Linked DNA regions of Homo sapiens: regions 1 and 3 are each linked to region 2. Evidence: chromatin loops called from intact Hi-C (ENCODE). Cell type or tissue: dorsolateral prefrontal cortex. All regions are shown on one strand. Links, peaks and the distances in the headings refer to the core of each region. The heading gives the core; the rest is flanking DNA.

Evidence for each region. Peaks named below come from ENCODE experiments on the same cell type or tissue, not always from the same donor. Only the 100,000 strongest peaks of a DNase experiment are listed, where the experiment ranks them.
Region 1: a loop joins it to region 2, with 4 times the contacts of the local background. A loop is called at or near these places in 4 of 110 quality-filtered maps.
Region 3: it touches region 2 in a loop (9-fold over the local background); 8 of 110 quality-filtered maps call a loop at or near these places.

What each region holds. Positions count from the first base shown.
Region 1 is chr1:116,029,427-116,037,185 of GRCh38, reverse strand. It overlaps SLC22A15 (solute carrier family 22 member 15), which reads right to left. Exons shown (of 12, transcript NM_018420.3): 6 at 5,605-5,820; 7 at 1,859-1,999. Among named protein-coding and RNA genes, the nearest start is that of SLC22A15, 57 kb to the right of the region's middle. In dorsolateral prefrontal cortex, for the core only: no CTCF peak of the experiment used is centred there; a DNase peak (open chromatin) is centred at 3,745; H3K27ac peaks cover 4,000 bases.
Region 2 is chr1:115,973,494-115,981,252 of GRCh38, reverse strand. SLC22A15 (solute carrier family 22 member 15) reads right to left here and starts at 4,740. Exons shown (of 12, transcript NM_018420.3): 1 at 4,539-4,740. The coding sequence starts at 4,625. LOC101928977 (a long non-coding RNA gene) reads left to right here and starts at 3,977. Exons shown (of 5, transcript NR_125970.1): 1 at 3,977-4,156. RefSeq lists silencers at 4,354-4,603, 4,664-4,893. In dorsolateral prefrontal cortex, for the core only: a CTCF peak has its summit at 3,856; DNase peaks (open chromatin) are centred at 3,972, 4,542 and 5,042; H3K4me3 peaks cover 3,461 bases; H3K27ac peaks cover 3,588 bases.
Region 3 is chr1:115,837,796-115,845,491 of GRCh38, reverse strand. NHLH2 (nescient helix-loop-helix 2) reads left to right here and starts at 4,366. Exons shown (of 3, transcript NM_005599.3): 1 at 4,366-4,544; 2 at 4,948-5,276; 3 at 7,112-7,696. The coding sequence starts at 7,120. The coding sequence ends at 7,527. In dorsolateral prefrontal cortex, for the core only: no CTCF peak of the experiment used is centred there; DNase peaks (open chromatin) are centred at 6,151, 6,821, 7,201 and 7,481; H3K4me3 peaks cover 3,311 bases; H3K27ac peaks cover 2,357 bases; H3K27me3 peaks cover 4,000 bases.

The DNA.
Region 1 (7,759 bases), core at 2,050-6,049, 56 kb before region 2:
AGGCTAAGTGGCAAATGTGACTGATAGGAAACTGACTAGGACTCAAAATAAATAACCACTATAAAACAAAGGGAAAGTTGCTGGATGGCAGGATTAAGTGATTTGTGTGAGAAAAGGGCATAGTATCATTCTATCTATTTCCATAAATCCTAAGTTTCAGACACTGTTTTAAATGTTTACCATCTATTATCTTATTTAATCCTAATAAAATTCCTGTAGGCATGTACTATTATATTCTCCATCTTTTAGAGAATGAAACTGAAACAAGGAGAATATTCTAACAGCTCCCTTTATTTTCTGGTTACCTTTTCTGGTTTTATGCAGTTTAAAGTTTTGGCATTTTTCTTAAGTCTCTCTCTCTTAAAAATACACACAGAAAAAAATTTGTCAGTGGGTTAGAAATAAGTGAAATGCTATTTCATACTTTGTTGAAAGAAGCAATTTTCAAATAAAAGCCTTAGACTTGGAAGAAAGATATTAACATTAGAAAGTCTCCCTTTTCTAGGGGCTTACAACATGCTAGGTACTTTTACTAGGAACCTCAATAATTTTGATAATTTTGCCAGTGAATTTTACAATCCCTGGTTTGGGGATAAGTACGAAGGGAGGCTTAGTGAAGAAACTTGTCAAAGTCATAAAACGAACACATGGCAAAGACTAGATCTGAATTCAGGTCTGCCTGGTCACAAAGGTAGCATTCCTTCCCTCTGCTTCAGATTTCAATCCTAACTCTGGGGGGCGCTAAGAAGGTCTTGAGTGTTCTTTTCCAGGTCATTTTGCTTAATTTAACAGTCAATATGGAAGGCCTTTCAAGTAACACACACCATGCTAGGCAAGCACCAGGGATACAAAGACACATAAGATACCCCCATGGACGGCTTCCTTATAACACTTTTAAGTGGCCCCAGAGGTATGCACAGGGTGCTAGAGCAGCACAGAGGAAAGGCATCTGGCACAACTGGGGGTGCTGGGAAAGATTTCTGAATACAATACCTGATCCAGCTCTTGGATCATGATGAGAGTAAGCTGTAGCCTCTATCACAGGGATCAGCAGAGGCAACTGGGAACACTCCCTGGGAGACAAGCCTTCAATTTAACAGAATCCAAACCTGCCCTTCAAAACACTCTAGACTAAAACCTCATGACAAGGGCATTAAGCACAACACCAAAGAAATTCTGAGTTTGGCTGGAATGATGATTTTTGGAGAAAAAGAAATGGCATAATCCAACTGATTCCCAGCTCATACAGAATGGGATTTTTAAGTGGCCTGGTCAGGCACTAAGTAACAGAAGCAATCTCAAAAACTGAGGAAAGGGTGCTCTATAAAATAACGTTTAAAATCTATCTCAAAACTGTGCCCACTGACAATGAGTAGCAAAAGAAGGTTTTATCTTCTGCCTCCTCAACAAAGTAAGATGGGCCACAGAAGATAAGAAAAGTCTTTCTAGTTCCTTCAATTATTTGTCTTCTTGTAAGAACTTCTAAATATTTATTGCTAATTGGGTTTATAGAGTTTCATCTACACAGAACTAATAATCTCATCTCTGGAGACTAACAAATTACATACAGACTACTCATAAACCCTCTGATGGTAATATTCAATACTATCTTGGATTTCGATATTCAATATTGAATTGAAATCTATATAAAAACTCGTAAACATGAAACTCAAGAAATCCTGCACTAAGAAATGAATTCTAACTGTTTTTAGATGGAAAGAAACTCTAATCACCACAGAGCAATCAGCTGATACTGCATACAAAGACAACACCATATAGATATGCATGTGTATCAGAGGGCATATGTGTATGTGTGCATTCTCTACGGTGCACTTCATATTCATCCACACTTACTCACCATTTTTGGTTAATCAAGTAGATACAGAGAGGGTAAGATGGAATCTCTATGAGGCCAGACAGGGCCAGGTTGGCATAAATACTTCCACCTAGATCACCCGCACTCAGAGTTAGGCCATAATACACCAAGCTGCACACAAACCTGCAATTGGGAGTCAAAGGACCAGGAGGTAAAAGACAAGAAGGACAACAGAAAAGTACATAAGAATTTGCCAGAGGAGATTCAAATATTGGTTCAATATAATTGCTTGATCTGCTGTAAGCAATAAGCTTGTCTCTCCTACTAATTTTTCTATTTTAATCTAAATTTCAACACTAGGAAAAAACAAAAAAATTATGGGGGTTTGGAAATAATTTGAGCTATGTCTATATGTTATATAAATCAAATGGATGGCCAGCCCCTTAAAGAGGAAAGACATTGCATGTGCTTTCAGCAAGCATTTCTGCAATTAATAGAACACAATGACCCTATTCTTTATTTAAGGCAACAATTTATGGAACACTTGTTATAGATAGTTGTAATATTATTGAAATGATTCTAGAAAAGAACTCCCATGGAGAAAGCCAACAGAAGATGGCCTTAAGAACATGAGCTGAGAAGTGACTGGATCTTCAGTGGGTCACCTGCAGGCCCAAAATGACTGGCACTCCAATCCCCAATGATCCAGACACTTCCCATTGCAGGTTTTAACCCCATCCTGCATTCAGCAGGTGCACATGATACAGACTCCCAGAACAGGAAAGAAAAATTAAAGGTCACAGCAAAGGCAGGATCTTCTAGGAGGAACAACCGAGGAAGGGTCACTTAAAAAGCCATTAATTTATTTATGTACACCGTTCCTGAAACAAACAGGGAGCTCCTCTTGGGTGGCAGGCATAGTGCTAGGCACCAAGCCTCTCTCCTACAATCCAAGAACTAAAGAGCTGAGGAAGCCAAGTGCCAACCTAAAGATCCAAATCAGGGCTTCCTCAAACACAGTAATGGTGGTAGTAGGAACTTCTATGCCTAGGAAACTGCATTATTAAAATAAAACAAAACAAAATAGAATAGAATGAACAAAAATAAAACCCTGAAACTGGGCTTTACAAAAATATGAATATGTTTGGTAAACCACAAATTTCTATACAAGCAGTAAAACACCGAAGCTTTGTTAAGTTCATCAGGTTTTATGCTTTTGCAACACAGTTTGATCAGTGTTTATTAAGGGGACATTCTCATTTGCTTCCCTTTAGTTTTCCTTAGAGAAACTCTAATGAGCTGTGGCTATAATGAGATCAGTCAGGAAAGGGAAAGTTTTATTTCCATCTCTGCTTAATCTCAGAAGTGGGCCAAGTACCCCAGGCTGTAGTAATGTAAGAAGAGAGAGATGTAAAGAGAAGGGACCCTCAAGCTGGAGTGGTTAGTAGTCCAGCCCTCCCTAGCAAATGAGCCAGAAGTATTATGCATGATTTCTTACTGAGATGAAGTGTTATTCATATACCAAGGACAACGGGCAGGATTGTAGCCAGGACATCACATGTAAGGATGCAAGGTGACACTGCATTGTCTGTTCTCACTGTCTCCCAGGTATCTTGCATGAAAGCAGAAGGCAAAATAAATTTAAATCCATGCAGTTTTCTAAAACGTTTTTAAAATCCCTTACACCTGCAGAAACAGCATTTACATAATGCTGTTTCCCAGTTGGTTTTCTGTGTCTGTTCTGCATTTACAATAGAAATTCCAGCCACACACACACACATACACACACACACACACACACACACACACACAGAGACACCCCTATTTAAATCAAGCTGTGACAGTATCAAGTCAGGGCAAGAATAGACAAGCCAGTTCAGGACAATAGTGGAATTTAGTTCCCAGCTGGTGGTGAGAGAGAACGGGGAGAGCATGAAGCATGGAAGGCCCATTGTCCCCAGGGCTGGGCCTCTGCTCTGCAAGTTGCCTTCGTCATAGAGTTGGTCATTGGGATCCATAATTACAGCTATTAAAATCATTTCAATCCTCTTTATGTCCCCCAAACAAAATCTAAAATGCTTGCATAATATTTAACAGTATATTTAGAGCATCAAATAATTATTTAAAAAGGCACTATTGTGGAAAATAACTAAAGGAACAGATGTTTAACACAGAGGTATAATTTGAATCCCCAGTTAAGGCTTTCTTGAATGACAGATCCACAGAGAAGATTTTAGAATTTTATAGCATCTTCAAAAAGAACGGCAATATGTGGAGTGACTGTCTCTATTATCACATGTTTTAACATTCTCAGCCTCAGGGAAGAAGTTTATTTGGCTGTGTAAGAAATAAAATGAACAGGGACAGTTTCCCTGGCCCTAAGTCTAGGGTTTGTTTGTTTGTTTATCCATTGAAGGCCAGAACCCAGAAGTTAATATACATGGGGGAAAAAATAAAAATAGTGAATAATCTGCAACAAGTAGGTGGTTCCTCCAAGGCAGAGGTTGACTGACTGTCTATGTGATACACAAATGTAAAGTTTTATGGAGCCCTAAGTACCTGAACATACTTTGTAAGTATTTGCTTTTGAATGGGTAGAACCTCAAATTAGCAGCTCCTATGTTGTGTTGTCAGGTTTGGCTTTCAACGGTTTTCTTAATCTCCATGCCTCCAAGCCTCAACATTTATTATGCATCTGTGATATTCCTAGTGCTGTGATGGTTCTGTGGGGGAAAGCAGCAGTTGGTTAACATGGCCCCCAACCATACAGGTGGCAGCCACTGCTTGGGTAGAAAAAGAGTATATGATATAGAAAAATATCTTTGCAGCTTCTTATTCTAAAGCTACTATTCTTTGTAGCTTTATACATAAGATCACTTTCATATAAAATCACTTTCCTTTATCCCTGCATGAAATGTAGGGCTCCATGCAGGCTTCATGGCAAATACATATAAGCCACAGCACAACTGTCCTTTAGGCTAGTAGGTATGATTTTGCCCAGATAACACTTATGGCACATTAGCAGTATGTACAATATCAAAACACATGTGCAATCCACAAATTGTATGCACCCATCCATTTCTCCTCTTTCTACAACTTCATTCTTTAAATGAAACCATCTTGAACCGCTGAATGCAACTTACACTCACGCTGAGAGCATTTTGAAAGGTAGGTGGGAATAAGCTAAACAACCAGAAAAATCAGGTTCAGAAAGTGCTCATCAGTTCAATCACTGATTTACATATGTGGCTTAGGGTTCATCACTTCAAACTCCTGGGGTCCCATCTGTACAAGGGATCATATTTAGCCCACCTCAGTGAGTTAGTGAGTGGGAGTGCCACAGAAAATGCAGCATGGAGCACCGCAATCAGAATGTGCTAGCAAACTGCTTGATGCCAGTGCCAAAGGTAAGTATTTTTAAAGTCCTATTTAAAAACTCATCTATTTCTACCATGCTTATTTGCTTTCTTTCCTTTTTTGCAGGGGAAGGGGCAGGAAGGCTTAAATATTTATGATAAATACCTCAAAAGCAAAGATGTGCTTCTGATGTCTACTTACTCAAGCTCAGTGGACCTGCCCATCAGGCACTATCATCTGCTACTTGAGAAAGACGGGGCTGCGCAAGCAGAAAACCAGGCGCTAAGGATCAGGAGACTTGCTGTTGAGAAAACAACCTCAAGCTAACAAAAGAGGTAAAATTCCCTGTACCCTGAAGAAGGAGCAGGATATCAAGAGAAGCTCGAGCAACCTTAGTTAAAGAGCAACAGAACACGCCTTAGTATAATTACCAGATGAACATCAGGATCAAAGTGTGTCCTAACAGGACCCGGTAACGAAAGAGATCCAGGAAACTTCCAGTCTCCCTGCAGCTCCTGTTGGCTGGGTGTGTTAGTGAGAACGTGCACTTGAGTTTGCGGTTCCTCTTGGCAATGAGGTACAGCGCCTCTTCAGCCTCACTCAGTCGACCCTGGGAGTATAACCAACGAGGTGATTCAGGAATGAATCTGAAAGAGATGTCATTAAAGCCTGTATATTCATATAGGTACACGTGCACAGGAAGGAGACAAATCACCTACTCAGTACGTGGATTCCTGCACCACAAATGGGATTCCATGTTAGACTTAAAGTTTGACTCTCCCAATAACATATGAAAGGGCTACTTTCAACAGCATGCTAACATTAAATGGTAGTCTACTTTATCACTGAAAACCAAGAACATGCTTTACAATTGCAGTTTAAAAAGCAAACAGTATGCATTTATTTTTAAATAAATTTTAATATGTGAATTTTAATATGTTAAATATTAACATATTATTCAGTCTATAGGACTGAATAATGAAAATTCTTCATAAAGCACAGGTCAAAGATATGGCTCTAAATCCTAGCCAAGTGTTGTTTGAAAATACTGTAGAGACAATGGGTTTTTTTAAGTTCTAAAAAAGCCTGACAAGATAGAAATCTTTATTATCTCATCAGGAAAAAAAAATTTAAACTGAAATATTTTTAACATAGTGACATGTAGGAGGTAGAGATTATCTTAAGACTACACATAAAGATGAAACCAAGTTTACCAAAGCTACTTTTGAGTGTTTACTGCTTCAAAATACTCAAATCACCTGACACACTGGCTTTAATATGTCCTGAGGATATTTCCTGATCCCCCAAGACCTTAAAGAATAGAAGTTATTTCCTGACCAACTTCTAGTTACAAAACAACAGTTATTTTCTAATGTAACTACAAAGTGTTGGATAATTATATTGCCATTGATATATTCAAAGAGTTTCAAAACTTAAATATTATGTATCTTTTTGCCTCTTCCCCATTTTACCTACACTTTCAGAGGACTTTCCAAAGACAAAACCAAGGCAGGAATATGGAAGCCTTGTTTACAAGACACAAATCAAGGTTGTTTTTTTTTTAAATCTAATTTGACATTATCTGCCTAAAATGAAACTTAGATGAATAAAACTGGCTATTTACGGTGCTTTATAGAATTCACTGTGCCTTCTAATAAGGATAGTGAATTAGGAACAAACACTACAGGATTTGGAAACTTAATGGACAGCCAGTCTGTCAACAGCCATTTATTGAGCATTTCAATTTTGTACAGAGTAATGTAATGGTGCTGAAAGGAAAGATGCTGGAAACCAAAAGGCAGGAGTTTTCCCAGGAGCTTTGCTACTGAGGAAAGGAATATTCACGCACAATATTTGACTGTCAGCAAAAGCAGGAACAAAGGCCATCTATAACATCCTGAAAAATCCTTCCATTTACTTCTTCATTGCCATTTGATTATTATTACGGACAAACAAATAAATAATCAAGTAAAACATTGTTCTGTTGAAGTTAGGTCTGCAGGTTATGAGTAGGATTTATTGGCCCTATCCATAGGGGCATATAGGAGCTATTACGTAAAACCACTTGATTATGTCTAAATGAAAGAGGACTACTGTGATAAATATTGAGAGAAAATATATGATAATAAAAATTATTTTGGGGAGGATTGGGAGGAATAAAAAAGAAACAACAGAAAATACGCCAAAATATTCACAGTCATTATCTTTGGGTTATATGTCATTTTCTCCTACCCTTAGCCTCTCTGTGTTTTCAAAATTGTTTATAAGCAATAAAAATTACTTTTAAAACTTTATAAATCATTTTAAAGCTGGTATTTGAGAGACACGAAGGCTTTAGAAATTCGGCTCTGAGTTAATAAAACTATTTCTACCTGGCAAAGGGTTTATCTTGATCATGAAAACTTACGGTCTTATATTTCTTTGCATTTTGAGAGGCCAATAAGCTTGCTTCTAAAGAGGGTCACCTAGTTGCCAGTGGACAGATTTGGAAACAGAGTTCCAACACACGCAGATTATACGTACAAAACAGTAAGACACGTTTTTAAAAGAAAGAGCAGGCCTTTGAACATGCCGTCCTCTACATAG
Region 2 (7,759 bases), core at 2,274-6,273:
AGAACATCCTGGGGATGACAGTTAGTCTTTTATAACTGAACAAGAGCTTCACTAATGCTTATGGTGTGAACTTCATCACTTGCTTATGCCAGGGAGGTTAGAAGAACCAGCTATGATCTCAGCCATATCTCATCAGACCTAAGAATTTCCTGTGGAGGGACATGGTGCCACGTATAAGCAGATAGGGAAGGTAAGCTGTGATAGCATTCTACATGAAGTTTAACAAAACAGGCTGAATAAAACTCACTCTACCCCACCCTCCTGTGTTTAAAGGACCACAATTCACAGCCATAATTGATCAAAGGAATATTGATTTTTAAAAAAGAATGAACCATTATTCTCATACAGCAAACTATAGTATTCTCTCTTAGATATGCATATCTTCTTCCCTTTACCATCTTTTCACTTAAAAATATTTAATATGGAAAAGCAAAAAATAAGATTCATGAAACTACTATCACAATTAACAAATGATAACAGATGCAATCTCCTTTGTACCCTCCCCTAAGCCCACCCCTTCCCTTCCTTCCCAAGAGGCAACCAATCTCATGAATTGGGTGTGGATCTTTCTACTCCATGTTCTTATATTTCTATACTGTTTATATATATTTATGAAACAAATATAGCATTGGTTTGTGTGTTTTTAAAATTTGTATTAAGAATATGTGTCACATAGTATACACTGTTCTGCTTTTTTTTCACTTAACATTGTGTTTTAGAAATTCCTCCATATAGTCATATATAGATCTAGTTCATTTATTTCAGACGTTGTATTCTATTAAATTTATACCACATCTTATCCAGTCTTGTTTTGAAAGTCAGGTGGTTCTAACTTTTGTTATAATAGACAGTGTTGCAGTAAACATCTTACACATATCTCCCTATGCACGTGCTCAAGGGACAATGTGGGATGTGTACCTAGGAGTTCAATGCTAGGTTTTAATTCTACTAGATGGTGCCAAATTGTTCTCTAAATGGGGTATAGTTTCTATTTATCATTTCATCACACTTGTACTGTTAGATTGTTTAATGTTTGCTAATATAGCAAGTGTGAAATGGTATTTCATATCCATTTTAATATGCCTGTCCCAGATGACCACTGAAGTTAAAACATCTTTTCGTGTGTTGACTATTACAGTTTCCTCTTCTGCAATCATTCTACTTTCTAAAATGCTGAGAAAAGCTATTTATTGCATGGATAATATTAATGCACTGGTCATTCCAGGATCTAAAAAATAAGGTTATTAAGTATATATATATACTTAATATATATATAAAAATAATGCATTCCTGAACACCAGAATCTAAGATGAGATTCATAGCACAGCATCACAATTTTGCTGGTGAATGCTTGTTATAGATTACATGTTCCTGATAGTAAATGGGGGCTTTAAATTCTGTGCAAATTATAATATAATGTACGATTCATGATTTTGAGGAAAATGACAAAGCAGGAGCCTCTGGCTTAGAACAAAGAAGTAACGTCCATTTTCATTGCATGTCTAAAGGAATCAAGAAACAATGAATTGTATTCCAACCCTCCTCCTCCAGAGAGCCTAGACAACAAGCAAACACATACACAAACACAAAATAGTGACGATGGCAGCAACTCGGAATCACCATCAGAAGAGAAACAGTAATATGCTAAATAGAATTATTCCTATTTAAATATCGCAGATAGCTCTGATCCTAGGGAGAGCAAGTACATTTTGATGGTAAGAATGTTTCTAACTGTAAAGCTTATTGTTTATTCATAAGTCAACCATTTTTACATAGGCAATCTTTTTCCCTTCACTTTTTGTTTATGTACATTAATACCACATATCACCATTTTCAGGGCATTTGCATCTTACGCTGAGGAAAAATCTGCAAAATCTGCATCTGTTCTTTAGTTATCTCAAAGTTGAATGCTATTGAGATTCCAAAAATTGTGTTTGCAAGGAGTATGAGGGCAAGTCTCCTAGCCAAAGGAAACTGGATAGTGAAGTAACTTTTGATGATCTACATGATGGTACCAATAATTCAAGAAAACAGTTAACCAAAAACCCTTTAGAATTGGCTTTGCTATGTGGTTTTGTCCTCTTAGTTTGAACATAGATGTGTTTGGGGTAAAGGGAAAATCATTTTTAAAAATAATAATAATGGTCCCAGAAGAAGGAAAATGTTAAAAGGCCTGTAAAATTTCCACCTCTGTCCTTCTGGTTTTGTGCCTCTCAGCTGGGGTTAATCATTATCAAATCGCAGATGGGGAGAAGGCTCCCACTGAAGCAGAGGCTCCCTCTCTCTGGCCTTGTTGCTGTGTTGTTGGTCTGCCCCTTCCTTGGGCAATGGTACGAAAACTCCTTTGATTTTAAAAGCAGAAAAACCCCCTTTCATTTAAGGCAACTGTGTAAAAAGGGCTTCTTACTCTGCTGGGGGAAGCAAAACCTCATCCCCAAGAATGATGAAATCACCTGTGATACAACTGAGCAATGGGACTCCACAGTACTCCCACTCCACAGACCAGCTGCCGTAATACAAAACATCTCCAACAACAGACTTGGTAGAGAGGTCTTTGGGGATATCCACTCTCATACCCAGGGTAGCTCTGGGTGGCTCTACAACCCCCTGGATCATGTATCTCAATGGGGTAACTGAGTCCTTAAAAACACGTAGCATGTGAAGGATTCACTTTTGCCTAGGCTGGCATCTCCTCCACTGGTATAAGCACAGCTACAGGGCATCTTCCCACCCACATCTATAAGATAAACAATCAGTCACTCATCCCCAACACTCTAAGACCTGGTCCTTGTACCGCAAATACTGACCATAAATCATCCAAGGTTTAGTGAACGGTCATAGGCATGGGCTTGGAACTTTTTGATAGCAAACTCTAACTAACTGGGTCAACCATAAATAAAAGTAAGTTAGAGAAACTTAACAGGTCCTAAACCGAGAACACTGGCCTTTTTAGAACCTCACTCTACTGAAGACAAACTTACTCCAAGTTAGTGGATACTTGGCTAGGCAAATAAGAAAATGATAACAGGAAGTGAAGGGTAGGGATAGAGGGATGGGGAGCTGGGATTGTTCAAGAAAGGATGTATGTTCCTGGAATTCATGGCTGGAACAGAAAAAAAGGGTTTTCTCAAAGAAACTGTTATAAATAAAGATCAGGCATCATGGTTGCAATTCTTCTTTCTCGGTATTAAATACTCTTATCATTTAGCTTGAACGTTTTTTCTCCCTGGGGAAAGCTTGTTTAAAGCTAAAACAACGAGCTTAAAAGAACTTCAGAATACCACATATTCGTGAGCTGAGAACTGTTCGGCTAGAAAAAGAACTGACTCCATCATTTGAACCGTTTCTGGCTGATGATGAAATCAACTGAACTTCCAAACATTTTAATCAATAAGTCAACCCCTACCTTCCCCCATCTTCCTGTTGAGCCACTGTCTTATGCAAGCTTTAAGCAACTTGTGGACTGGTGGCTATATCCATGACCACTCTGTACTTCCTGCAGAATAACTATCATCACATGCTAACTAAATTACTTAACTGTCTGCCTGCCCCACCCGCAGCCACTGGAATGCAAGCTCCTGAGGGCAGTCAATGATTTGTCCACCATGGCATCCCTATGTTCAGCACATCCTAGCCCGTATTAAACCTGATGACTGAAGGAAAGAGTAAAATGGCTGGCTCACAGCAAATACTAAGAAAGGATTTGTGAATGAAATGCCTCTGGCATATTGAGAGAAGCGACTAATGTCAAATGAGCCATTTAAGTTGGTGAAGGACTAATCCTTGCCTGGCGCAGTTAATCTGTAGTGACCTTTCGCATATGGAATCGATATTTTGAGGCTGGGGTGTACAAGTAGGTTCTGAGAATTCTTTATAATGAAGAAGTGATTCCATTTGATAACCACACATGGTAGATGGCACTATTCGGCTCACGGGAGTCTCAGCCCAAGGCTGGCGCAGGGCCGAATGAGCCAGCAGAACTTAAACCAGAGGGAAATAAATCCTATGCTTTGAAAGCCCCTAGAAGAGTAAGCCCCCTCAAGCCCAGGAAAAGAGGCAGAGGACACCCGGCGCAGAGGGAGGCGATCCTAGACACAACCTTTTGTCTGCAGATTATCAAGACTGTGTCCTAGATTCCAAGGTGACAGTGCCACAGGTAGGGTAACAATTCCCTTCATATTTGCAGCGTGTTATAGGCAACAGCGTAGGGCAGGTAACACAATTTTGCATCCCTCCTTAACCAGCATAGCGGCTGAGAAACCTCCCCCAACACGCTCCTTCCACCACTCAAGGTGGCGGGGTGGAGGGCCCAGCAGAACCCAAGAGGCTCTGAGGCCGGCCGGCGACCTTGACGCTGCCGGCCGGGCCCAGGCCACCGCGCGGCGCCTCGCCCCTGCCCCACCCCGACGCTCGCCACACCTCGGTGTTTGCAGAGCCTCGGCCTCGGCCCCGGCCCCGGCGGTCTGGGAGCGGACGCCTAGCCCTGCGCCGGGCGGCCCTGAAGAGGGAAATGCGGCTGCGGGGCCGCGGGGACTTACCTGCAGCAGCACGGCCAGCAGGAAGCACAAGTACATCTGGTAGATGCCCATCTCCCCCACCGCCTGGAACGCCTCCTCCACCTCCATGGCGGGCCGCGCGCAGGAACCCCGCCACCCCACCGCCCTCTCAGGCGCTGCCCTCCCGCCCAGCGCGGCAACCCCTGGGCGCCCGGCACCGGCTTGGACCCGCCGGGGCGGGGATGGAAGCGCTGGCGGCGGGGCCGGGGCGGGCCGGGCCGGGGCGGGGCGCCTGCGCGGGCGGCGGGGCTGTCAGGCTCGAGAGGTGGACGCCGGGCGGGGAGCGGGGAGCGCAGCCGGGCTACGCGGGGCGAGGGGCGAGGAGGGCGTTCGAGATCCGGGGCTGGATGCCCTGGACCCGGGCCTCTGGACTTCCTGTTTAAAAAAAAAATGGTGTTTTGGTGTACGTTTTGTTTTGAGAGGGACCGCTGTCTGCGCCTTAAAGTGAGGAAAGAGGAAGTGGGCCGGGCTGAGGGCCTGAGAAGAAACATCGGGACCGCGTCCGCGTGTGACCCAGGGCTCTGCCTACAGGGGACCCGCAGCTGGCGGGCGGCCTGGCGGCTCTCAGCAATGCCTGTCGTTTTGCCCAAACCAGTTTAATGCGGGGGCTTGGGGAGCCCTAGAGCCTTCAGAGAAAAGTGCTGTCTGTGCAGCATTTCTTTCCAGTCCTATTCTGTGCTAGCCATGGGTTAAGTACACTGGTAGGCAAGCAAATTCTTGTAAAACCGTCGGATACATTTGCTTATAGAAGTATGCACGAGGTACAAAGGAAGTGCAAAAGACGAAGGGGCAGGATGTGATGGCTGCCAAGGTATTTAAAGGATAAACGGCAGTTTGTCAGGTGGAAATTAAAAAAAAAAAGCGTGGCAGGGCCAAGGGACGCTGGACACCTGCGTTAGTCCCCTCATGCCTCCACCTCCTAACCTCATTTGCCTTTTTGTTTATTATGTGTTGTCTTTTTAACAGCTGCATAGTATTCCATTGTCTAGACCATGACTTCTAGTTTAACATTGAATAGAAATGGCGACCAGCTAGTGTCCTTGACCTGCCAGTATCCTTCTTATGCTTCCAAAATTTTCCGTTAATTGTGATGTCTGTTGCAGCGTATTGGTAGCTAGGCTTTACTGGTCAGCTGCTTTCTTTTTTTAGCAATTAAATGAATGCTCACTGTAATTGAATTTATCAGTGGGTTGGAAACTGTAAACTCTATAAACTCTTAAGATTTTTTTCTCTCTCTTACTTAAGGAAACGTTTTCTGTATAAGTACTATTAATAGTTTAAAAAGTTTCCTTCTTTGGCTGTTTCCTACGAATCCTCATTATTAATAAATGCTGAAGTTTAATAAGTGCTTTTTGCATTTATTGACATGATCCTATTGTTTTTCTTCTTGAATCTGATAATCGGGTACATTATGGTAATAGTTTTTTTGATATTGAACTTTACTGGAATAAATCCTATTAATACTTGCTCACGATATTGCTATTTATTGCCAAATTTAATTTGCTAGTGTTTTGTCTAGGGACTTTACATCTGTGACTAGCGAACTAGGCCTATAATTTTCTTTTCTTCCTGATGCTTATGTCTAGATTTGGCAGTAAGATTTTATAGTGCTTTCATAACATGAGTGTGAGTGTTTGGTAAAACTCTCCTGCAACCATCTAGACTTAGCTTGTTTTGCAGGGGGAGCCTCTTTATTACAGATTTATAGATAATGGGTAAAGATAAATAGGTGTGTATAACTAGATATATTCGTATGTCTTTGCATTTCTTCTTGAACCACTTTTTTTCTAGAAATGTTTCTATTTTATCTAGTTTAGAAATTGTTTTTGGAATAAACTAGTTCATATTGTTTTCTTGGGATTTTTAAAAATAAGGGTCTAACTGTTTATGTCCCATTTTTCATTCTGAATAGTGTTCATCTTTATTGTTCCAATCTTATCAGTCTTGCCAGAGGTTTGTCTACTTTATTATTTTTTAAAAAGTTTTGTGAATTTTTTTATTTCATTGATTATATGAATTCTTTCCTTTTTTTTTTTTTACTTTTGTTACTTTGTAATTCTTTTACTAGCCACATGACTTGAAGTTTAGCTTCTTTGCTTTTAATATTTCTTTTTGAAGAATAATTATGTGTGGCTGGGCTCAGTGGCTCACGCCTGTAATCCCAGCACTTTGGGAGGCCAAAGCTGGTGGATCACCTGAGGTTAGGAGTTCAAGTCCAGCCTGGCAAACATGGTGAAACTCCGTCTCTACTAAAAATACAAAAATTAGCCGGACGTGGTGGCACAGGCCTATAGTCCCAGCTACTCAGGAGGCTGAGGCAGGAGAATCACTTGAACCTGGGAGAAGGAGGTTGCAGTGAGCTGAGATTGTGCCATTACACTCCAACCTGGGCAACAGAGCAAGACTCTGTCTCAGAAATAAATAAATAAATAAAATAATTATATTTAAGGTTGTACTTACCTTTCTATAGGACTTTGCTCCATCCGACAAGTTTTGTCATGTGGTACTTTTGTTGTCTTTACTTTTAAATATTTCATGACATTGTCATTTCTTCTTTAACCAATGAGCTATTTTTAGTGCATTTTTTGTTTCCAATTAAAGGTTGCTATTTTTTTTACCATCTTTTTAGTGTTGTTTATAATTTATATGCTTTGTAGACAGAGATTATATTAAATCTTGGAAATTGTTTTAATTTTTTGTGACCTAATATGTGATTTTTCTCTTTTTATTCTTTTTTTTTTTTTTTTGACAGTATCTTTCTCTGTCACCCAGGCTGCAGTGCAGTGGCTTGATCACATCTCACTGCAGCCTTAATCTCCCCAGCTCAGGTGATCCTTCCACCTCAGCCTCCCAGGTAGGTAGAACTATAGGCAGACACCACCATGGCTCATTTTTATTTTTTGTAGAAATGGGGTTTTGCCATGTTGCACAAGTTGATCTCAAACTCCTGACCTCAAGTGATCCACCCGCCTCAGCCTCTCAGAGTGCTGGGATTACAGGTGTAAGTCACCATGCCCAGCCCGTAGCCTTTTTTTTTTTTCAATGTTCCACGTGTATTGAAATAACATATATTCTCCACTTGTTGTGTGCAAGATTCTCTAACTATTAATCAAACTTGTTGATCTAATTTTATTTAAGTAGTCTATATTATTACTTAATTTTTCTGTGCTGAATGTATCAGTTTTTAATATATCAAAATTTTC
Region 3 (7,696 bases), core at 3,697-7,696, 140 kb after region 2:
TTATTTTTTTTTAAATTGACAAATAAAAATGGTATACATTTATGATGTACAATGTGATGTGTTGATATATGTTTACACTGTGGAATGAGTAAATCAAGCTAATTTACATATCCATCACTTCACATGCTTATCATATTTTGTGATACCATCTGAATTTTTGTATTACATCTCTTTCTGCTATATCAGCCAAAAAACAGATTCTAAATAAATTGATCTTAAAACCAGATGATCAAATCATTATCTCAAAGGGTTAAACAATGAGTTTAACAAAATTAAGCTTATTGCTCTCAGAAGTTATACATGATCAATAAAACCTTATGCTGTTAATTGGTTTTTGTGCTGTTAATAAATAAAATTAATTAGTTTATTAATATTATTTTTAAGTTTATCATATATTTAATAATAAATATGAATATTTAAATTTATAAATGTATCTATTGATAAATACTTACAAATTTTAAAATAAATATTTTTATCATATCTTTGCTTATCTTTTGTATATCATAATTATATAATATACTAGTACAGTAGTACATGTACAAAGCTTATACATGTACTACTGTACTAGTATATTATGTAGTTATAATTGGGTATATACATATAAATATACATATACTCAGTATGTATGCCCTAAATTTTTATCTATGGGGTACAAAATTTTAAAAAATAGGTTGGAAACAGATGTCTCATAAAAGTAACAAATAATTACAAAGCCTTTGTAGTCCAACAGTATCTGGCAAAGCACTAGATGTGCAGTAAGTATTTAAACTACACTGACACTGTGTTAGTCCATTCTCATGCTGATATAAGAACATACCTGAGACTGGGTAATTTATAAAGGAAAAATGTTTAATTGACTCACAGTTCCTCAGGGCTAAGGAGGCCTCAGGAAACTTATAATCATGATGGAAGGGGAAGCAAACATGTCCTTCTTTACAAGGCAGCAGGAGAGAGAAGAATGAGAGCTGAGCAAAGGGGTAAGCTCCCTATAAAACCATCAGATCTCATGATAACTTACTCTTTTCATGAGAATAGCATTCAATTACCTCCTACCCGGGAATTATGGCAAGTACAATTCCAGTTGAGATTTGGGTGGGGACACAGCCAAACCATATCACTCACTAACCACCCCTGAATGCAAAGGTGGCCATTTATCTAAGTTTTGTGTGTACGTGTATTTCTCCCTTGCCATATGCATTTTGGTGAATAGTTCTGTGTGAGTATATCTGTGTAGGATACAATGACAGAAACAGTAGTACTTTGTGTCTGAGAGTGCAGTTTCTGAATTTAGACCACCTGAATCTCTATCTTAGCTCCATAATTTATTAGCTATGTGACCTTGAGTAGATTACCATCTTTTCCATGTCCTAGTTTTCTTATACACAAAATCGGGACAACAGTACCTACCTACCTCACAGGTTTGTGGTGAAGGTTAAATAAGTTAATATGAGCAAAGTCACTATACCTAGGTCTGACACATGGAAAATGCTCATTGTAGTTTGGCCACCAGAGCTATGGACAGACACACACACACACACACACACACACACACACACACACACACACACACGGGTGAGTATATCTGGATATGTTTATTTTTCTATGTCAATATATATCTGTTCCTCAATATGTATTTATACTGAATAATAATAATAATGATAGCCAACACTTACTGAACATGAGTTCTAGGCATTAGTTTAAGCACTTTACATATATTATCTTGTTCACCTTCAGAAAAAAACATGACATAACATTACATAACATGCTTTGATTATTCTCATTTTACAGATTAGAAAACTAAGGTCCAAAAAGGTTAAGTAACTTACAACTAAATTCACACAGCTAGCATATGACAGAGCCACAAAGCCGGACTTTTTAAGTCACTACTTATCACCTCCCCATTCATTTAATAATATTATTTAATATTACTCTTATAGTCTATAATATCATAATTTGTATGGTGCTTACTATTTCATCAAATATTTTCAAATACATTGGGTCTCATAGCGAGCCTGTGAAATGAGAAGTGCAATATTATTATTCTCATTTTTACAGGAAAGAAAATTGATAGAACTGAACCATGGGTGTCCTTTAGTGGAAGCGTTTCTATGTTACAAATATCTGGGGTACCTCTGTACATAGAGTCACATCATAAATGAACTGAGTACCTATAATGTGTCAAGCTCAGACATTAGTGCTGGGGATATAAGCTACAGACCTCCCCTGGAAGCATCATAGCCTAGGAAGAGAGACCAGTGTGGTAACCAAGAACCAAGAATCACGGTACACAATATGTAGTCTCTAAGGGAGACATGAAAGGAGTGCTTATGGAGCACAGAAGGAGGGGCCATCTGTGCCAGGGAGGTCTTAGAAAAGGCAAAGGGGTGGGGGAGGGGGAGGCTTTGATGGAAGAAAGAATGTGTGTGTGTGAATGTGAATCCATGTCTGTGTCTATGACAGTGTGGCTAGGCATCACTAAGTATGGATCTGAGTGTGTACCTGTTTATACAGGCTTACTTCTGTAAGCATTAATTTTTGTGTATGCTGGCTGCTGGTATAGAATGAGTAAGCCTGAACATAAAAGGGAATTTGTCTGGTATCACACACACCATAGCAGAATTGGACCTGCCCTGATAGGCACACCCTGTCATGACTCCCCAACACCAGGGGAACCAGAGATGCTGGTCCTTTCCCACTGTAGCAGCTGCCCACTCTAGAGCTATGGTGATTAGACCCACCAGTTTTTTTCAATCCATCAGTATGGATGTGTGGTGGTCTAATAGAGCCAGCCAGCTTGTATGATGAAGGGGGAGGAGGTACAGGTGTCTGTGGGTGTGCATCTGTGTGCACACTTCTGGTTGTGTGTGAATGCTTAGCATTGGCTGTTCCTAACTAGAGTGAGAAAACCTCCCTTCTCCCTTCATTGTCACCACCTTGGGGTGTTTATCCACTCACCCATTTCCATTGCCACCTGTATGGGACCGGCTTCCATCTTCACTTTAACGTTCTGGGGATATCTAAAATATACCTCTGTGCTGGGGTTAGGCAGAAGCAAGGCTGGGGAGTGTTGGTGCCCTTATTTGTTGGAGGCACTCCCTCCTTTCCCCGACCCCTGCCCCATTGTGGTCCAGGAATCTCTCAAAGGAGCAAAAATGTGGGCAAAGGCAAATAGTACTTGTGGAAGCCATGAAAAACCCGGAGGGTCACTCCCAGGGGTGGGCTGCTCAATGTGCCTCCCCTGGTGATAAAATCTGCTTTTAGGGCAAAATTAAGGAAGACAAGTGAGGACTCCTCTCTCCACAAATGTTCCCCTAGGAACTGGCGGGGTGGGAGTAAGGCTGTAATGCTCTTTTATTTCTTTAAGCTTGTATGATCAAAACAAGCTAAAATAATCACAAATAATATGTTATTGATATTAACTATGAGTATCTTCATAAAGTGGCAAAATAATTGAACTAGATTTTATTTTTTATTATAAGGTATACAAATTCAGGGCCATGGGATCATGTAAGGCAAAGGCATTATGTACTGGGACACACTGGTAATTTGTGTTTACATCTTGGCACAAGCACTGCCACGCAGTACAATATATTAGCATGTTAAGATGGGCAAGAATGAAGTGCAATAATCAACACATGTAGCATGTCATATTTCAGCTTGAATGAATGAGTGGGTGGAGAGAAAAACAAACATACAGAAAAGTAGAATTATCTCATGTCGTGGTCCGTGAATATGTGGATTCTCTTTCTAGTTCCACCAATGGCTTAATCTATTGAAAGGTTCTTACCATCTATTGATAAGTTAGTCTCATAGCAGATCATTTCTCAAAAATGTTAATATGCTTAATCAAACCTTACTGAAGTATCTTTTAAAATGTAAATGATCTCTAATAAATGTTGGCTGTTGCATGTCTAAATACTTTATTGCAGCATCTTATATAGTATATATTTCCATGTTCTGGACACAAATATTTTTCTAAATATTAAGGGAAAGTGGTGGCTTTGTAATATGCCAGGGGAATTCTTTGATAGTCAATATATTGTTTATTTGTACTTAAATATTTCATCAATAATCTGGAAAAGAGAAATAGCCTGACTACGGCTAGATACTGTTTAGAGGCTAAGATTTCTATCATGAACTGCTTTTCAATTGTTATATTTTATGGCACAGATTCAGTGGGAATCTGATCTGCTAAAATATTTGGGCTGTGAAAACTCCCACACTGTGACAGATGTCAAGTCCAATTAAGTGACTCATGTCCAGGTTTCTGTCCAATAGGATTTCCCATTAAATATCAATTTAGGGGAAAAAAATTCCATCCCCCTTCCTAAGCCTTTATCTCTTCCACCATCTCCAGGCTGAATCAATTGGTACCAGGAGAGCCCAGAAGCCACACACGCATCTCTGCCTCTTTGCTCTGGCTCTCCCACCCTCTTCCCGTCTTTCTCTGCTTCCTTGTCACTGTTACTCCAGGAGACGTTCACTTTTCACCAACCTTTCTCCAAGCATCTCCAAGCCACTGACTATATATATTTTGCTACAAGGTAAAGAGAAGAGGGGCTGGGGACGGGGGATATAGCCAAACCTTGAAAGACTTTGAAACTGGAAAATAGGTGTCTATTTATACAACATACAAGTAAGTGAGGGAAGAGGAAGAGGCAACCTTAGCTCCTAGTTACAGTATTGTGTTCCTGGGAACTGGGGAGATATCAGCTGAACAAAGCCTTATCTCAAAAAAAAAAAAAAAATCACTTCTGAGCAAGATCACATCTCTGTCCTGCACTTCCCAGTTTCTGCTCAGCCGTATTAAGGAAAAGAAAGGCATACGATAGGAGCGGAATCTTATCTTAACCATCTTTCTTATTGATTATTCCGCTATTAGAAAGTGGAGGAATCAGCCCTTTGATGTGATTGTGTTTATCTCTGCATCTCTTTTGTTATTTTTAGAGACCTAGAAGAGGAAAAAAGGCACGAGACTTTTCAACACATCGTTTAAAAAAATCATCAACGAATTTCTTGCAATGTTTGAGAACAATTAAAAGGAAAAAGCGTTTTTTAAAAAATCTATCAACTAAGTGAACAATCATTCATATCGTCTACATCCTGAGATATTATTGTCCCTCGCTGCGGACACCAGCGAGATGACAGCTGCTTTTTCATTTTTGAATGTAATAAATATTTGCTGCTTTTAATATTTTCCGGAATCTCCCCTCGCTATTCCTTGGAATTTTAACTCTAAAGATTGGAGAACAGATTATCAAAAAGGCTTTTGCAAGGTAAGACTCCTTTAAATAATTTTTTTCAGCTTGAAATAAGTTAGATTATTCATACTGTATCTATAGATGCAGTTCATTCCATAAAGAGATAAAACGCATACACGGCATACTATTTATGAATATTTTTAAAGATCTAGAGGAGAATTTAATGTGCTTTGAGGGCAACCCAGGAACTTTTTACCAGAACTACAACTATTTAGTGGCTTATTGTGATTTTCCATTACTCGTCTATTTATTTCTGCCCTTTCAAGCTGACTGTGTAGGTGCAAGTTGTTCTACTCATAAACGTACCCGAGAAAAGCCCGTAGGGAGTCACATGCAGCTCTCTGGGAGCATTTGTTTTTATTTTGCCGTAGAGGACCTGATTTCCTCGCAGGGAAATTAAAGCTGTTTTGGCCCAATTCGCTCCTCTGCAAGTGCGGTGCTGGGAACCGATCACCCATCCCCTTGCTTTTGTTTCTCTAGAAGCAAACGCTCCTATACGTCGCCGACGCGGATTTCTCCCGTGCCGAGCGTCGTGGAGGCTGCCCACGCCGGGGCCCCGAGTTCTCAGCCTGGTCCTCACTCCCGACGCCCAGGGGCGGTGCGTGCAGCCCCTGCAGGGGCCTTTCTCCTCCTGCCGGGCCCTTTCTCGAAGCCCGAATTACCCGGAAGCCCAGCGGTTCTGAGCGGCCCCCTCCCAGAAGGCGCACAGTCCGGGCCAGTGCTCCAGGCGCCCCAGAGAAGCCTGGCCAGGTGGCGTTTCCAAGAGGGCACAGTTAAGTTAGAGGAAGGCTAAGCACCGACATGCCCGGACTTGGCCAGGCCACCCGGGGACAGCTGCAGCCTGCCGAGCTCCGGTTCCGGGAGCGCCCGAACTTTGCCGGCAGAGATGCAGCTCCCGCCGGGACAACACGCGCTGCACCCGCTAGTCCCCGCCTGCCCCGCCCCGGGCCCTTCCCTTCTCTTCCCTTCCCTCTGCATCCTCTCCTCCCTCAGCGGCCCGGCTGCCGGCATTTTCCCGCAAGGTGGTCGCCAGACTGCCGGGCGCATTGTCTGATCCCACGTCGCCGTGTCCCTAGGTCCCCTATGTGTGTGGCTGTCTGCGTGACAGATGGTGCTCCGGGAGCCTGCGAGGGCATCGGAGTCAATTTTCTTTTTAAAGGCTCCCCCACGTTTGTTTAGTCATTTCTTTACGATTTCGGAGAAGCGCGAGGGGTCCAAGAAGCCTTCCCGCCCCCAGCCACTGGCTCTCCGCCTGCGCTCCAGGATGGGGATTCCTGACCGGCCGCACCCCAGAGCCAGGCGCCCCCGGCGCAGCCCCAGACCAGCGCCAGGCCCTCGGGCGCCGCGGCTGCCGGGTTGCTTCGCCGGAGGCCCTCGGGGCGAGAAGTGCACCCCGCGTCTCCCCGCCCCCGTGAAAACCCAGATGTATTCGTTGTTCGAAATCGCTCGTTTGTCCGGGAAGGGGACGAAGGGAGGGAGGAGGAATAGCGCGGTTGGCATTTGGCCGGAAGAGGCACAAAAACCCAGTCGCGACCCCACAGGCCTGCGGTTGTTCCCCAGGCCCAGGGCCACAGGCCCGCTGTGGCCGTCTGCAAGTCGAGGTGTCCAGTCTAGTATGCGGCCTGGGTCAACCGCGTCCCCGCCGGCTCCCGCGCCAGGGCGAGGCGCAGGGCTCGCGCCCTCGGGCCAGATCCTATCGGCGCCCTCCCGCGTCGCGCGCCGGCCTGCTGTGGGGAGGGGGCCCGGGCCGCGCGTCCGCTGGGAGGACCGGCGTGGTAGGCCTCGGCAGCCATCCTTCCAGCAAAATACCCTGATTCCTTTTACTGATTAATTTTCCGACCCCTCCTCAGCCTCCAAAATGATGCTGAGTCCGGACCAAGCAGCAGATTCGGACCATCCCAGCTCGGCGCACTCGGATCCGGAGTCCCTGGGCGGCACGGACACCAAGGTGCTCGGCAGCGTGTCGGACCTGGAGCCGGTGGAGGAGGCCGAGGGCGACGGCAAGGGCGGCAGCCGAGCCGCGCTCTACCCGCACCCGCAGCAGCTGAGCCGCGAGGAGAAGCGCCGCCGCCGGCGCGCCACGGCCAAGTACCGCTCGGCCCACGCCACCCGCGAGCGCATCCGCGTGGAAGCCTTCAACTTGGCCTTCGCCGAGCTCCGCAAATTGCTGCCCACGCTGCCCCCGGACAAGAAGCTCTCCAAGATCGAGATCCTGCGCCTGGCCATCTGCTACATCTCCTATCTCAACCACGTCCTGGACGTGTAGGGCGGGGTGCGCCGCGGGGGGCCGCCTGTCCCGGCGTCCGCGAAACGCTACGGATCCGGACGGGCGCCGTCGCTCGGGTGGCGGAGGCTGCGGTGGCCCAGCGAGACGGCCGCCTCGAGAGACGGCCGGGGAAGAAGCTCGCTACCTGTTCTCTCTGGTCAGCAGGGCG